3 separate regions of the Homo sapiens genome follow, and all the other regions are linked to region 1. A link is a contact called in ENCODE Hi-C or POLR2A ChIA-PET data. All regions are on one chromosome and are shown on one strand. The core of a region is the stretch at or near the end of the contact, and the rest is flanking DNA. Distances in the headings are between cores, read along the strand shown. Region 1 holds the start of CAPN7 (calpain 7). Region 2 overlaps SH3BP5 (SH3 domain binding protein 5). Region 3 overlaps SH3BP5 (SH3 domain binding protein 5).

Region 1 (4,947 bases), core at 1-2,500:
CACATTAGATATATTTAAGTAGTGGAGTTGACTCATTCAACATTTTAAAATATTTGTTGAACACCTGCTCTGGAACAAGGCTTGCGCTCAACGCTGGGATCAAAGTGGTAAAGACAGGAAGCATCCCTGCTTCAGCTATAAAACTGTAGTTGCTACCTTTGAGAGCCATCTTTGGGCCAGGCACAAAATCAAATTCTGTGTGTCTTTATAACAGCCTGATGAGACCGTTGTTATTAAGAACTTCACTAAATGTGAAGAAATACACTTAAACTAAGAAATTAGAGTCCCATTTTAAATGCAGGCCAAATGACTGAAAAAAAATTTAGAGTATAATTAAAAAATTAAAAGTACACACTTAAAATGTAGTTTGATAAGTTTTGACAAACGTATATATTTTTACACCACCATTGAGATATAAAACATTCTCATCATCCGAAAAGATTCCTTTGTATCCCCTTCCCAACCACTGATCTGCTTTCTAACATCGTAGTGTTTTCTAGTGTTTCTTATAGATGGAATTATACATTATGTACTCAATTCTTACTTCTTTGACTCAGCATGAATTTGGTGGTGCCCATCACTAATTCATTTTTATTACTGCTGACTTCAGACCTTTAGGGGAGAGAAGACATAAATCAAATAATCACCTAATTAAGTATTTAATTACAACAGCATCAAGTTAACCTAAGGGTAAGTACAAGTGGAAATACATTACCTTGTTTGTTAACAATTCAATCAATACGACCTTGGTGTACAGTGGGGGGCTATAGGGTCATGATTCAGCTTGTGGAAAACAAATGAAAATAAATGTTAGCGAAGAGTGACTCTAAAGAACCTCTGTCCTCACGGTAATTTTTTTAATGTGTCAGATGCTGGTGGGAGGCATTCTTCCTTAGCTCTTTACTCCCATCCCTTACACTTAACAGAGGAAAGGATCTGTAAGGCGCGTACCCCTCTACTGCCCACTGTCGACGAAAACAGCCTCGCCCTGCACCGCCACCGCCACGCATAAGGCGGTGTGTGGGCAGCTCGGACGTGGCACCTGCCCTCAGCTGCTCAATCCCGGGCGCCGCGACGGTCACGTGCACAGCGGCAGGCCTTTTTGCCCCGCCCCCGCGGCCCGGCTCCTGCGTGGGCCCGGCCCCGCCCACAGCCCGCGCAGTCCCGCGAGCCTGGCCTCGGCGGCCCCAGCTTCTAAGGAGCTCGTGAGGGCCAGGCTGCGCCTGCGTCGGGCGGCTGGTGGGCGGGGCGAGGGCCGCTGGGGCCGCGAAGTGGGGCGGCCGGGTGGGCTACAAGCCGGGTCTGGGCTGAGGGGCGCGGCTTCGCGGTGGACCCCAGCCCGGCAACGGGAAGGCGAGCTCTCCTCCACCGTCCAAAGTAAACTTTGCCGCTCCTTCCGCGGCGCTCCCGAGTCCTCGCCGCCGCCGGGCCGCCGCAGTCCGCGAAGAGCCGTCCTGCGTCAGGGCCTCCTTCCCTGCCCCGGCGCGGGGCCACTGCGCCATGGACGCCACAGCACTGGAGCGGGACGCTGTGCAGTTCGCCCGTCTGGCGGTTCAGCGCGACCACGAAGGCCGCTACTCCGAGGCGGTGTTTTATTACAAGGTAGGGCCGGGCCCGGCGCTTCGGTCGGAGTTGCTCAGTCGGAGTGCGGCCCGGGCCTGCGGCCGAGGGGCGGGATCCGGGTGCGGAGGCTAGCGGCCCCGGCTTTGCTTTTCCCTCGTCCGCCTCCCGGCCCTCCTCTTGTTGGGAGCGGCAAGCCCGAGTGCAGAGGCCGACGCTGAGGCTGCGGGGAGGCTGGGTCGCGGCTTGCAGCCGCCGCTCCTCCACCTGTAGTCCTGACTGGCAAATGCCCACCGTTGAGCCGCTTTGGGGGGCAGGTGTTAGATATGGGTAGTTAGTAGCCAATTCTTGCTGTCACTTGACTCTGATTTACAGCTAGCGGGAAATGGCCTGTGATATATATCAAAATAATGCATGCTCGTTAAATAAACTTAAAAAGAATAAAAACCATCTCCTGTCATAGCATTTGACATACAGTCATGCGTCCTTAGCGATGTGATATTTTCTGAGAAATGTGTTCTTAGGCCATTTTGTTGTTGTGCGAACACCGTAGAAAGCGCTTACACAAGCCTGAATGGTACAGCCTGTTCCACACCTAAGCTGTATGGCATGGCCTGTTGCTCCTAGGTTACAGGCCTGCGCAGCGTGTTGCTGTACTCAGTGGTGTGTGCAGTTACATGCAGTGGTAAGTATTTGTGCATCTAAACATAGAAAAGGTACAGTAAACATGCAGCATAAAAGATAAAAAAAAAATACTACACCAGTGTGGGGCACTTACCCACAAAAGGAGCTTGCAGGACTGGAAGTTGCTCTGAGTTGGTGAGTAGTGGTGAGTGAATGTGAAGGCCTGGGACATTCACTGCTCTACTCTTGTAGACTTTATAAGCAGTGTACCCTTAGGCTACGCTAAATTTTTTTAATCTTTCTTCAGTAATAAACTAACCTTAGCTTACGGTAACCCTTTTACTTTATAAACTTCTAAATTTTCTTAACTTTTTAACTCTTTTGTAATAGCTTAAAACGAACTTATTGTGCAGTTACACAAACATTTTCTTTATATCTTTATTTGGTAAGTTTTTTTGTTTCTTTTTTTTTTTTTATTCTTTAGTTAAAAACTAAGGCACACGTTAGCCTAGGCCTACACCTCGTCAGGATCATCAATATTACTGTCTTCCACCTCCAATCTTGTCCCACTGGGAGGTCTTCAGGAGCAATAACAGGAATGAAACTGTCGTCTCCTATGATAACAATGTCTCTTGAAATATCTCCTGAAGGACATGTCAGAGACTGTTTTATAGTTAACTTTTTTTTATAAAAGGAGTATACTAACAGTACATAGTATAGCATAGTAAATACATAAACCAGTAACATAGTTGTTGATTATCAAGTATTATGTACTCTACATTATTGTGTGTGGTAGACTTTTACACCACTGGCACCCCAGTAGGTTTGTTTACATCAGCATCACCACAAACATGCGAGTAAAGTGTTGTGCTATGACATTATGATGGCTATGACATGACCAGGCAATAGGAATTTTTCAACTCCATTATAATCTTAGGGGACCACTATCATATATTCAGTCTGTTGTTGACTGAAATGTTATGTGGTGTGTGACTATATTTTTGTGTTTTTTTATGCGTATGTGTATATGCTTTTTTTTTTTTTTTACAAACTGGTTTATACTGTTTTTAGTAATAGCTGCACAGTAGTTCATTATGTGGGTGTACCATATTTTTTTTTTTAAGAGACAGCGTCTTGCCCTGTCACTCAGCCTGGAGTGCCGTGGCCCACTAATAATAGCTCATTGCAGCCTCAAACTGCAAAGCTCAAGCAATCCTCCTGCCTCAGTCTCCCAATTGGTGGGACTACAGGTAGACACAACCACACTTGGCTAATTTTTTTTTTTTTTTTTTTTTTGTGTAGAAATGGAGTCTCGCTGTGTTGCCCAGGCTGGTTTCGAACTCCTGGGTCAAGCGATCTTCCTGCCTCAGTCTCCCAAAATGCTGGAATTACAGGCGTGAGCCTCTGTGCCTGTCCAGTGTACTATAATTAATTTACAGACTCTTGGGCATTCAGTTGATTTTGTTTTTTCAACATCATAAGTAACGATGTAGTTCATATCTTTATAACTAATTCTTATGACTAGTGCAAATTTTTGCCTGAATTTTCTTTGGGATAAATTACCGGGGACAGAATTGATAAATCAAAGGGTATGAGCTTCCATGGTCCACTCTCTTCTCTCCAATTCTGAGGATTTGCAAATATACCCCTCTAGCTCTAGCTAGATTTGGAGGGAGCTGTGTCCTCATGATAGTGTCACCTTTTCTTTTAGAAAGATTATCAGACTTTGATAATACTGTACAATAGTAGTACTTTTTTTCACAAATGTATGTGCTGTCAATAAAGTGTGGTTTGTTTCAGATTAATATTTTGTTGCTTTCATTTTATAATCTTTTTTCCTTTTTTTTTGAGACGGAGTTTTGTTCTTGTTGCTCAGGCTGGAGTGCAATAGCACAATCTCGACTCGCTGCAACCTCCACCTCGTGGGTTCAAGTGATTCTCCTGCCTCAGCCTCCTGAGTAGCTGGGATTACAGGCATGCACCACCACCCCCGGCTAATTTTGTATTTTTAGTAGAGACCGGGTTTCTCCATGTTGGTCAGGCTGGTCTCAAACTCCCGACCTCAGGTGATCCACCTGCCTCGGCTTCCCAAAGTGCTGGGATTATAGGCATGAGCCACCGCCCCCAGCCTATTTTTTTCTTTTTTTATTGATAGGTAATGTACATAGTTTCAGGGTACATGTGATAATTTAATACATTAATATAATTTGTAAAGATAAATCAGCATACTTGGGATAGCCATCACCTTAACTACTTCACAGCTGAACTGTGCAGCTTTTATTACTGAATATTATTCCCTTAATATTTATGCTAGGAACATTTGAATTAATCTAGCTATTTTGAAATGTACAATCAAATATTATAAACTCTGGTCACCCTGTGATCTATCTTAACAGTAGGTCTCATTCTATTATAATCTGCTTTATGTTTAGAGAGTTTTGGTGCATTTCAGAATCCTTTTAGACTTTTTTGACAATTTCACAAGGCATTGTTTAAGAGAAAAATTGTGTGTGTTTTGTGAAATAGCTTTGACAACAGGTTAAAATAGTGCTATATAAAAATAGATTTTATTAAAGCAAAAGAAACTGCTATGCACTGCCCCTTGTTTCCTATAGACTTACATACATGTCAGGAAGAATTTTTTATCTTTGAGAAAGCCAAAAAAAGTGGTTGTACTTCTAGAAATTATTTATATAAGCTTCATCAGTTTAGTATTTAGTGTTTTCTGCCCAGTCCTTTCTATAAGCTATTTATTTCTTGTCA
Region 2 (4,947 bases), core at 1,509-4,008, 100 kb after region 1:
CAGTCCCTATCACTCTGGTGTCTGAATCACTCATTCAGGTTCCCTGCCCAGCCGCTAAAGATATCTGATTTGCTGAGAGCTCTCTGGGGCACTGGTGAATACAACCCACCAACGCTGCCTTTGTGGAGAAAGAAGGATGGATACAGGGCACAGACTGACTGACTGCTATGTGGCAGGCACTACTGTCAGTGCTTTAACCCCACCAATTTGTGCAATCGCTAACAATCCTAACAGGTAGGTGCTATTGTTGTTATTCACATTTTATAAAGGAGGAAATAGAGGCAAGGAAAAGAAAGGTAACTTGCCCATGGTCACAGAGCTGGGAAATGGCAGAGTGAACAATTAAACTCAAGCAGTGCTAAGACTACTTACACACGTTGAGCAACAGACACACGGCTGAGAAGGCCACCCAACCCAAGTCAGACATGAAGAAAGAGGATTCCACCAGACAGAGAAGGGGGACATTCGACCCTCCAGCACGGACGGACGGGCTGGCCTGGTAGGGGCTGGAGCAAGGACGCCTCCTGGCCATTATAAAGGCATCTGAACTCAATCCCATGAACAATGGGAGGGCATGGCACAGTGGGGAGAAGGGGAGATTACTTCTTGTTTCTTTCTTTGCAGAAGATTTTCTGGTGCTAGTTCATCACTGAAATTCTGTCTCCCTCTGCTATTCTCTACTTGCCATTTCTCTTCCTTTGGCCATAAATCACATCTCAAAATCAAACCTTTTAACCTAGTTCTATGTGATGGGTTTTCTTCCCATAGGGTTACTTAAGTCTCAAGTAATTTATTTCCAATGCACCCTTTGTCAGAAATAATTAAAGAATGCATTCTACCACAAAAAGGAAACATAATCATAGTTTACTAGATGGCTCAACTGTGAATAGCACTTACCTAGCTGCAATAAAGTAATCAAATACTGACCACAATGGATTCTGCTGAGAAGACAGCAGATGGGAAAAGTACAGGACAGAGGGTGAAAAGAGACAAAACCTCATCTTCCATAGCAGGATGTCCACAGATAGTCACTCAAATGAAAAAAATCAAGAAGTAGTCACACAATACATACTACTTGGTCATAGAAATAAATACCTCCATCAGCTAAAATACATTAAACTAATATAGTTAACTGGCTAGGGGAGAAAAAAACAGGGGTAGGGTGGGAGAATGGGATAGTATAGGGCTTTTTGTTTGATTTTGTGTTTTTGTTTTTGGGGGTTTTTTGGGTTTTTGTTTTCACTTGATCTTAGCCAAAAGGCCGAGAATCGATGGGGTTTTTGTCTTCTTAAGAGACAGAGTCTTGCTATGATGCCCAGGCTGGAGTATGGTGGCTATTCACAGGCATGATCATATCACACTGTGGCCTCAAACTCCTGGGCTCAAGGGATCCTCCTGCCCTTTCCAAGTAGCTGGGACTACAGGTGTACAACACCATGCCTGCTTTTTTGTTTTCAACTGTAAAATATCATAGATTTTTCTAAGCAGGGGCATGACCTGATCAAATTTAGGTTTTACAAAATTGTTACCTGGGTGCAGAGTATGTTAAAAGACTCCTCAGGTGATTCTGATGGGCAGGTTCAGGGCCTGCCAGTCTGACTTGATGCCCTTTTTGTGACTATCTGTACTAAGTGTGTGACCATCAAAGGGTATTAAACCCAGAAGACTTGATTTGACATCAGCGTTTCCTTCTATAAATGAGGCTGTGCTGCCAGGAATGATGCATGACTGGCTGACTTCCAACCACCAACAAGCCTATTCATCAAAGATGCATTGAAACTGAACACAAAGCCAGTCTTCCCCGCTCCACCCCCCCCCCATAAGAAAAAGCCCACCCAGTTGTTTCCATTCCACTGAGGATCACAGCTACTTGGGTAACAGTTCCCAGAAGTATTGAGGTATGAGAGGCCACAAACCAAAATCTTTCCTGTCTCCCCAGTGTTACAGCCGTAATATTCCTTGGTCCTCACCCCCACCTCTCAGTCCCTAGTGATGTGACAGGGCCTGGCCACAGTCATACTCCTAGCCACAGTGATTGTTCGATGAGCAGGGGCGATAGACATGACCCATCATAACCAATGAGACTTCATTTCGGGACCTTTCTGCAACTGTTAGAGGAAATTTCTTCCACTTGAGATGTTTAAGAGGATGGAATGAAAGCCTGCAGCAGATAGCAGCCATCCTGGCATCATGAGGGGAGAGCCTAACAATAAAGCCATGTGTATAAGGAGCAGAGTCTGTGGAATTTAGTTCAACCTAGCTTTTATAAAGCATTTCTTTCAATACATCTTAAAACCACCTTGCCACAATTGAACTTAGACTTTCTGTCTTGTTTCTTAAAGAAAAGACTTGACTGTGATCCTTTGTCTCCTGCAATTACAAGCAAATGTGTTTTCCAAGATCAGAGTGGGGGTGGCTTCAGGAATGTCCAGGGAGGAGAGTAAGCTGACTGCTTTCCCTGCAGAAAATGAGCCATGGAGGGGAGTGGCTCAAAAGTACAAACTTATCTGAGAGAGCAAGCAGATCTTCCACCAGTCAAGAAAAAGAATCCGTTTACCATCCCAGGGCTGTTTACCAAGGGAGTTTTTAGATCAGCACTTGAAAGAGTTCTTAAACAGTTCCCTCTGCTTGGAGGAGGCCTCAGCTCTTCAAATGTGAAAATTGTGTTTCATCCATTAGGTGACTCAGACTGAAGGTAATTTATTCAAGCAAAGAATTGCTGGGGGTGGTAGAGTCTCCCTGTTTGACTGTGTCAGTGTGTCAGACAAACAGCCTTGTGTCAGATAAGAGCTCAAGCTAAACCACACCAGCCAGCACCAGTATACAGTGGAAGCAGCATGCAGGTTGAACATGAAGCACACAGGATGAGTCAGTGTTTTCTGGCCAATCGCTCACCTGCTCACCTCAATTACCTTGCCTGGAAACTGAGAATCCTGGCTTTTCCTCTTCACAGGTGTCCCCAGAATTAAGTGAGATAAAGATGGGATGGTGATGTTTTAAAAATAACTGTCCTACATGTTAGAGACGACACCAAACTTCAAAAGATCCTTACTAATGCCATTTACAAGTATACCACTTTCAGTTGGCAGAAAGAGGTTTCCCAGGCATTATCTGAGACACACAACAACCCTGTAAAACAGGCTCAGCCAGAATTTCCATCCCGAGTTTACAGATAAGAAAACTGGAGGCCAGGTGCGGTGGCTCACTCCTGTAATCCCAGCACTTTGGGAGGCTGCAGGCACATCACCTGAGGTCAGGAGTTCGAGACCAGCCTGGCCAACATGGCAAAACCCCATCTCTACTAAAAACACAAAAATTAGTCGGGCATGGTAGGTGCCTGTAATCCCAGCTACTCGGGAGGCTGAGGCAGGAGAATTGCCTGAACCCAGGAAGTGGAGGTTGCAGTGAGCTGAGATCACGCCACTGCACTCCAGCCTGGGTGACAGACATTCTGTCTCAAAAAAAGAAAAACAAAGAAAACTGGAGCCTTGGAGTTCCAGGTGACCTAATGTCTTTGCATAAAGTCACAGGACTATCAAGTGTCAAGCGTTAGATGTAAGCAGACATCTTCAGTATTTTTTGTTTTTTGTTTTTTGAGACAGGATCTCTCTCTGTTACCCAAGCTGGATGCAGTGTCGCAATCATGGCTCACTGCAGCCTCCACCTCCTGGGCTCAAGCAATGCCCCTACCTCAGCCTCCCAAGTAGCCGGGACTAGAGGCACGTATGACCACACCCGGCTAATTTTTAAATTTTTTGTAGAGATGAGGTCTGTGTTGTCCAGGCTGGTCTCAAACTCCTGGGCTCAAGCGATTCTCCTGCCTCGGCCTCCCAAACTGTTGTGATTACAGGCGTGAGCCACTGCAACCAGCCATCTTCAGTCTTGTAGTCCAGTGTGCCAGTCACTTCACCAGTGGTTCTCAGAGCGTGGTCTGGCGAAACCACTGGTGGGGGTGGGGGTGGGGCACCTGGAAACCTTTTCAAGGAGTCTGCAAGATGGAAGCCATTTTCATTAATAAAGACTTGCCATTTTCACTGTCATTCTGAGCGTTCAGTAGAGTTTTCCAGAAGCTACCTGACAGGTGACATGGCAAGAAATGACATGAAATGCAGAAGTAGGTGAGAGAATCCAGCTCTTCTATTAAGCCAGACATTAAAAAGACTTGCGAAAGCATGTACAACAATTACTCTTTCATTGAATTTTCTGTTTGGAAAAATAGTCCTTTTCCATAAAATGTATTATTTTTGTTAACATGTAATAGGCTGATTGTCATCTTAATGAATATAGACCTTAGAAATAAATGTCTTTTGATTTTTATATGGCAAATATTAATATTATCCACAAAAACAAAGCTCTCTGGGGTACTCAATGATTACCAAGAATGTGAAGGGGGACCTGCAGCCAAAAAATCTCCAGTGTGCTGCACGCCACCTGCCCTCAGGCCTGCTCTACATAAACCCCTCTTGAACCAAAGACAAGAGTGTACTTTCAATAAGAATGAAGCAGTTGTTGCTTCTCAGATCTTTTTTAAATGCTTCTGATTTTGTCAGGGAGAAAGACTCCATTTGGTACCACAATGTCTTCAGCACCTGTATACGTTTGTTAATCTCTTTCTTAAAGAAAAGGGAAGCTAATCCAGGCTCAGAGCCTTCCGTAAAGAGGGGAATCTGCTAGAATTTGATAAGGAAAACAATCCACCAGAAACAACATAACATTACTCTGAAAGTCATAAGTTGTACCCTGACAAGGTGGGCACTTCCTATATATATATTATTCTTTAAAAAAAACACCTGCTTAAAAAATGTATTTTCCTTTGATGGTTTTCCATTTATAATAAGGCTATTTCCTTTTCAAACTGAAGTAAGGCTGGGCACAGTGGCTCACGCCTGTAATCCCAGCACTTTGGGAGGCCAAGGCGGGTGGATCACCTGAGGTCAGGAGTTTAAG
Region 3 (4,947 bases), core at 1,703-4,202, 87 kb after region 1:
TGCTTTTAGAAATAACACCAAGCACTTTCTCTGGGGTGTGGTGCTTTGACAAAGGGCTGGGGCATACACTTGGGGCTGACAGTGAATTGATGAGCACAGGGCATCTTTTTTTACTTCCATTTAAACCACTTCCTCAGGCCGGGCACGGTGGCTCACACCTGTAATCCCAGCACTTTGGGAGGTCAAGGCAGTTGAGGTCAGGAGTTTGAGACCAGCCTGGCCAACATGACAAAACCCCGTCTCTTCTAAAAATACAAAAATTAGGCTGGGCGCGGTGGCTCACGTCTGTAATCCCAGCACTTTGAGAGGCCAAGGCGGGCAGATCACGAGGTCAGGAGATGGAGACCACCCTGGCTAACAGTGAAATCCCATCTCTACTAAAAATACAAAAAATTAGCTGGGCATGGTGGCTCACGTCTGTAATCCCAGCTACTTGGGAGGCTGAGGCAGGAGAATTGCTTAAACCTGGGAGATGGAGGTTGCAGTGAGCCGAGATTGCGCCACTGCACTACAGCCTGGGCAACAGAGTGAGACTCTGTCCCAAAAAAAAAAAAAAAAAAAAAAAATTAGCCGGGTATGGTGGCACACACTCATAATCCCAGCTACTTGGGAGGCTGAGGCAGGAGAATCACTTGAACCTAGGAGGTGGAGCTTGCAGTGAACTGAGATCGTGCCACTGCGCTCCAGCCTGGGTGACAGAGCAAGACTCCGTCTCAAAAATAAAAATAAACCACTTACCCAAAATGAAACCTACAAAGTGAGGCTTCCTAACCAGAGCCCATCATTGCCTTAACTGAAGCAAACAGGTGCTCCATCCTCCATGAGAAGGTAAACTCCCCCCATGCCCATGAAAGTTTTAAATGGAAGAAACTAATAAATATCAAACTAATAAAGGCCATCGAGAATGGAGAAGGGGAAAGAACTGGTGGGAGGCAGAAACAGGAAGTGGCTGGAGAAGACAGGGGAAGACACAGCTGAGGAACCCACATTCCAGAAGATTCTTCAGAAGAGACCCAGTTGATGTGGCCTCCCATGAAGCCCTTCGGAATTCTACCGGGAGCTGACCAGCTCTCAGCAAAACCAAGCTAGTGAGGGTTGGGGTGGACAGAAAAAAATACTAGACCCAGCTCCTTATCTTAGAAACTCAATTTCGTCCCAGAAACACCAGGCTTGGGAGTAGCTAGAACAGCAGCATGAGCATTCGCATGCTTTTTAGTATCACTCAACTCTCCTGTCTGTGTTCACTTGTGCCCACTCAAGGCTACAGGCTAAGGAATGACAAAGTGGGAGCCAGGGTTCCTCCACAGCTCCACATGCTGTGGATTCAGGAACCCCAAGACAGGGCAGCTGACCCCAAAACTACTTTCTCTCTCTGGCTGATCAACACTACAAATTCCCTTTTGGTAGGGCTGCCAGATTTAGCAAATAAAAATATAGGCCTTCCAGTTAAATCTGAATTTCAGGTAAACAATTTTTTTAGCTTATGTACCAAATATGGCATAGAACAAATTTATACCTAAAAAAAAAAATCTGAAATTTAACTGGGTGTTCTGTATTCCCATGTTCTATCCGCCAATCTTACTTCTGGCTTAAACTCCACAAGGACATCCCACTGGGTAGAAATGAAAAGTCTACCTACAGCCTGCACTTCTAAGCATTTCCCACTTAGTGTAAAGGGTGTAGTTCTGTCTCTCACATGTGCAGAGGTTCCCACAGCATGATGAACCCTGAGTTGGGAATATGCAGTCCCACCAGGTTGGAAGCAGGGTATTCCAAGCTATGGGAATGTTTGTAAGTCAGAACCACTTGAAGCCCCAGAGACCATAAATCTCTAAGTCTTATCAGTCATTTACTTCTCAGCATGAATAATTTCATCAGATTCTTCAGGGTAGATTTTCATAGAAGTCACAACTGGAAGGGCTGGGGAAGAAGTAGAAAAGAAAGGAAGGAAAGCAGGGGCATCCTCTGAGTCAGGAAAGGAACAGAAGGTGCACCAAGAGTGCACAGCCGGGGCCCAAACCTCGTCACCAGGCAACATAAAAAGGCCAGCCTGTGTCGACAAAACTCGTAGCAGAAACACAACCTATGCTCTGATTTCCTTTCACTGAAAAATTAATCACTCTGCCACTCTTGCCAGGGAATGCCTGTGGTTTACAGAGGGGAAGGGGCTATCCATGTCCATGCAATCACTTTACTGAAAGCAGAGTACAGTTGAGAAGAAGGAAGGAAACATCTGAAGAGCATCATGGTTTCAGGGAACCAAACTCCACACCCTGTTTCCCCTCTAACCACTATGCTGTGGTGACAAACCACACCTGTTAGCTTCACAGAGAACACTGCCTGCCCAGCAGCACCAAGGGGGGCTCAGCCATGCCTCTGTGAATAGCAAAGGAGATAAGAAAAAGGGAGTTGCCCATGACAAACCTCCCAACTAACAAGGTGATGGAGGGCAGCTCCTCCAGCCCAGTGCTTCCTGGCTAAGACCTGCCTGCAACCAGTCCCCCACGCGGACTTCCTGCCACCTGCCAGACAGAATGGGGTTGAATGCAAATGGTTCATGGCATCACCAGAAAAGAAAACCTAAGCCAGGCGCGGTGGCTCATGCCTGTAATCCCAGCACTTTGGGAGGCCAAGGTGGGTGGATCACCTGAGGTCAAGAGTTTGAGACCAGCCTGACCAACATGGAGAAACCCCATCTCTACTAAAAATACAAAATTAGCTGGGCGTGGTGGCGCATGCCTGTAATCGCAGCTACTCGGGAGGCTGAAGCAGGAGAATTGCTTGAATCCGGGAGGCGGAGGTTGTGGTGAGCCGAGATCACACCATTGCACCCCAGCCTGGGCAACAAAAGCGAAATTCCATCTAAAAAGAAAAAAGAAAAGAAAACCTCAAGATCAGCAACACTCTCCCTGCTCCAGCCCCAGACGCCCGAGGCAGAGCCAGCCAAGCAGGAGGTGCAACCCTTCTGGCAGAAGCCCAAAAATCTACTTGTGTGTGTCAGGAGCCTTTGACCTGGGTCAAAAGCTGCAACACATCTCCTTCCTGACCCCATCCTAATTCAAGATTCCAAGTTTCCAAAGTGCAGCTGCTTCTTTCCCAGAATCTTCAGCCAAGACTGTCAGGCAGGATGTGATCTTTCAGGCGAAGGAGAGTTAAGAGTCCATGCTCAGTTCTTGCCATAAATCTCCAGGAACTCTGCTTTGAGACAGATGCCCTGTCATTCCACTACGTGCCCTTACTTTGGGCAGCAGGAATGACGCAGTTCCCAGGAACTGGCCTGTGGCCACCCAGGGGGAATGTGACCAGGGCCACAGGGAAGAACGTCACTGAGCCAGACCTCCTCACCCAAAGTCCCGTGGCAAGAACTGCCCCCAGGCAGGCAAGTGGCTCTGCAGAGATAAAGTGACGGGGAAGAAGGAAGGCATGACAAAGCCACACTGAAGTCCTAGCAGGAACAGGGCACCATGAGGGGAAAGTTCCCAAGGACTCCAGATTCTTGGAACAAGAGCTTCTCGGAACAAGAGCTTCTCAGTTACCCTAGCCAAGAAGAGGCAGGGGTGTGCAGGGAAATAACTGCACCAATGAGCTCAAAAACTGCCTTTAGTCCTAAAAGCCCATTCTCCTCAGATGTGCCAGAGTGTCTTTCAGATTTGCAAATAGTCATAAATGCCTCCTATGTGCCAGGCACCAGCCAGAACCAGGTAGACTTGGTTTAAACCTTCACTCCTGTCCTCGCAAGGTCTGTGATGTTAAAGTCCCCAAGCCTCAGTGATTATTCCCCCTCAGTATGATGAAAATAATATCGTCTTGCAGGCCGGACGCAGTGGCTCACACCTGTAATCCCAGCACTTTGGGAGGCCGAGGCAGGCGGATCATCTGAGGTCAGGAGTTAGAGACCAGCCTGGCCAACATGACGAAATCCTGTCTCTACTAAAAATACAAAAATTAGCCTGGTGTGGTGGTGTGCACCTGTAGTCTCAGCTACTCGGGAGGCTGAGACAGAAGAATCGCTTCAACCTGGGAGGCAGAGGTTGCAGTGAGCCGAGATTACGCCACTGCACTCCAGCCTGGGCGATAGAGCAAGTCTCCATCTCAAAAAAAAAAAAAAAAAAGAAAAGAAACAAGAAAAAGAAAAGAGTACCACTTTGCAAAAAGTACTCGCTGTAAGGATTAAATGAGATAATGTACATAAAAGACCTATGACCACAAACCCAGGCCCCTAGCACAGCCTCAACAAATCAGGGCTGCAGATAGCCCCTTAAGAGAACACAGACTCTAAGCCCCAGTTTCTTCTTCTGCAAAAGTAAGTGTGTGTGTGTGTGTGTGTGTGTGTGTGTGTGTGTGTGTGCGCGCGCATGTTTACGTAACTCCCCCTCATGCATGTAAAACACTTAGAAAGTGCCTGGTATACAAAGAGTGTTGAAATTACTCTTCTTCCTCCTCCCTTCCATCCTCCTTTCTTCCTCCCTTCCATCCAGTAAACTGTCACCGCCATACCACTGACTCCCATTTTCCCTGCATTCTGGATAGATAATTAACCAAGTCTGTTACAGTCTCCCTTCACATTCTCTTAGATTAGGCCACAACACCGGAAAGGTTTATGTAAAGGCCCAGTCTTTGGGCTCCAAGACTAGTTTCCTCATTCGTACTATAAGGCCAAAAGGGAAACAATGACAGCCCCCGCACAGAGCAGTGTGTGTGGCACCTAATACATCATTAGCGCTCAAAAAATGGCAAAAAATGGAGCTGCCATTAATGTAAGGACATCAATTTCTCAAACACAACCTAAGCCCCCTAACTCAAGAGCCTACCATGGCTACTTTGCAGCTTCTCAACCAAGTCTGAAGGGTAGGCTGAGGCGTAAGGCACCCTCAGCTGTCCATGCTGTTCCTTTCCTGACTGGTCCTTTAGCTCCCCTAAGCCTCTCTTTCCAAGGCTCTGGCTTCC

The links. A loop is a pair of places that touch in the nucleus more often than their neighbours do. ChIA-PET counts read pairs that join two places held with the same protein, here RNA polymerase II (POLR2A). Pooled maps may share reads with other maps.
Region 2: a pooled map shows a loop between it and region 1 (3-fold over the local background). The contact joins the enhancer-like site here to the promoter of CAPN7 in region 1. A Hi-C loop is called at or near these places in 6 of 50 pooled maps. POLR2A ChIA-PET finds 5 or more read pairs at or near these places in 8 of 52 experiments (BJ, CD4-positive, alpha-beta memory T cell, HEK293 and 5 more).
Region 3: a loop to region 1 is called in a pooled map, with 4 times the contacts of the local background. The contact joins the enhancer-like site here to the promoter of CAPN7 in region 1. A Hi-C loop is called at or near these places in 1 of 37 single-sample maps with no recorded cell type and 6 of 50 pooled maps. POLR2A ChIA-PET finds 5 or more read pairs at or near these places in 7 of 52 experiments (CD4-positive, alpha-beta memory T cell, MCF 10A, T-cell and 4 more).

Annotation. Positions count from the first base shown.
Region 1 is chr3:15,204,996-15,209,942 of GRCh38, forward strand. CAPN7 (calpain 7) reads left to right here and starts at 1,251. Exons shown (of 21, transcript NM_014296.3): 1 at 1,251-1,602. The coding sequence starts at 1,501. It also overlaps the pseudogene COL6A4P1. RefSeq lists a silencer at 957-1,476.
Region 2 is chr3:15,308,098-15,313,044 of GRCh38, forward strand. The region is part of intron 2 of SH3BP5 (SH3 domain binding protein 5); the gene reads right to left. Among named protein-coding and RNA genes, the nearest start is that of SH3BP5, 22 kb to the right of the region's middle. Within about 2 kb of position 2,759, at least 13 of the 41 ENCODE cell types and tissues checked have a DNase peak (open chromatin) inside an H3K27ac peak, as active enhancers do.
Region 3 is chr3:15,289,984-15,294,930 of GRCh38, forward strand. All of the region lies in intron 3 of SH3BP5 (SH3 domain binding protein 5), which reads right to left. Among named protein-coding and RNA genes, the nearest start is that of SH3BP5-AS1, 38 kb to the left of the region's middle. Within about 2 kb of position 2,953, at least 29 of the 41 ENCODE cell types and tissues checked have a DNase peak (open chromatin) inside an H3K27ac peak, as active enhancers do; they include endothelial cell of umbilical vein, where a contact is called at or near this core.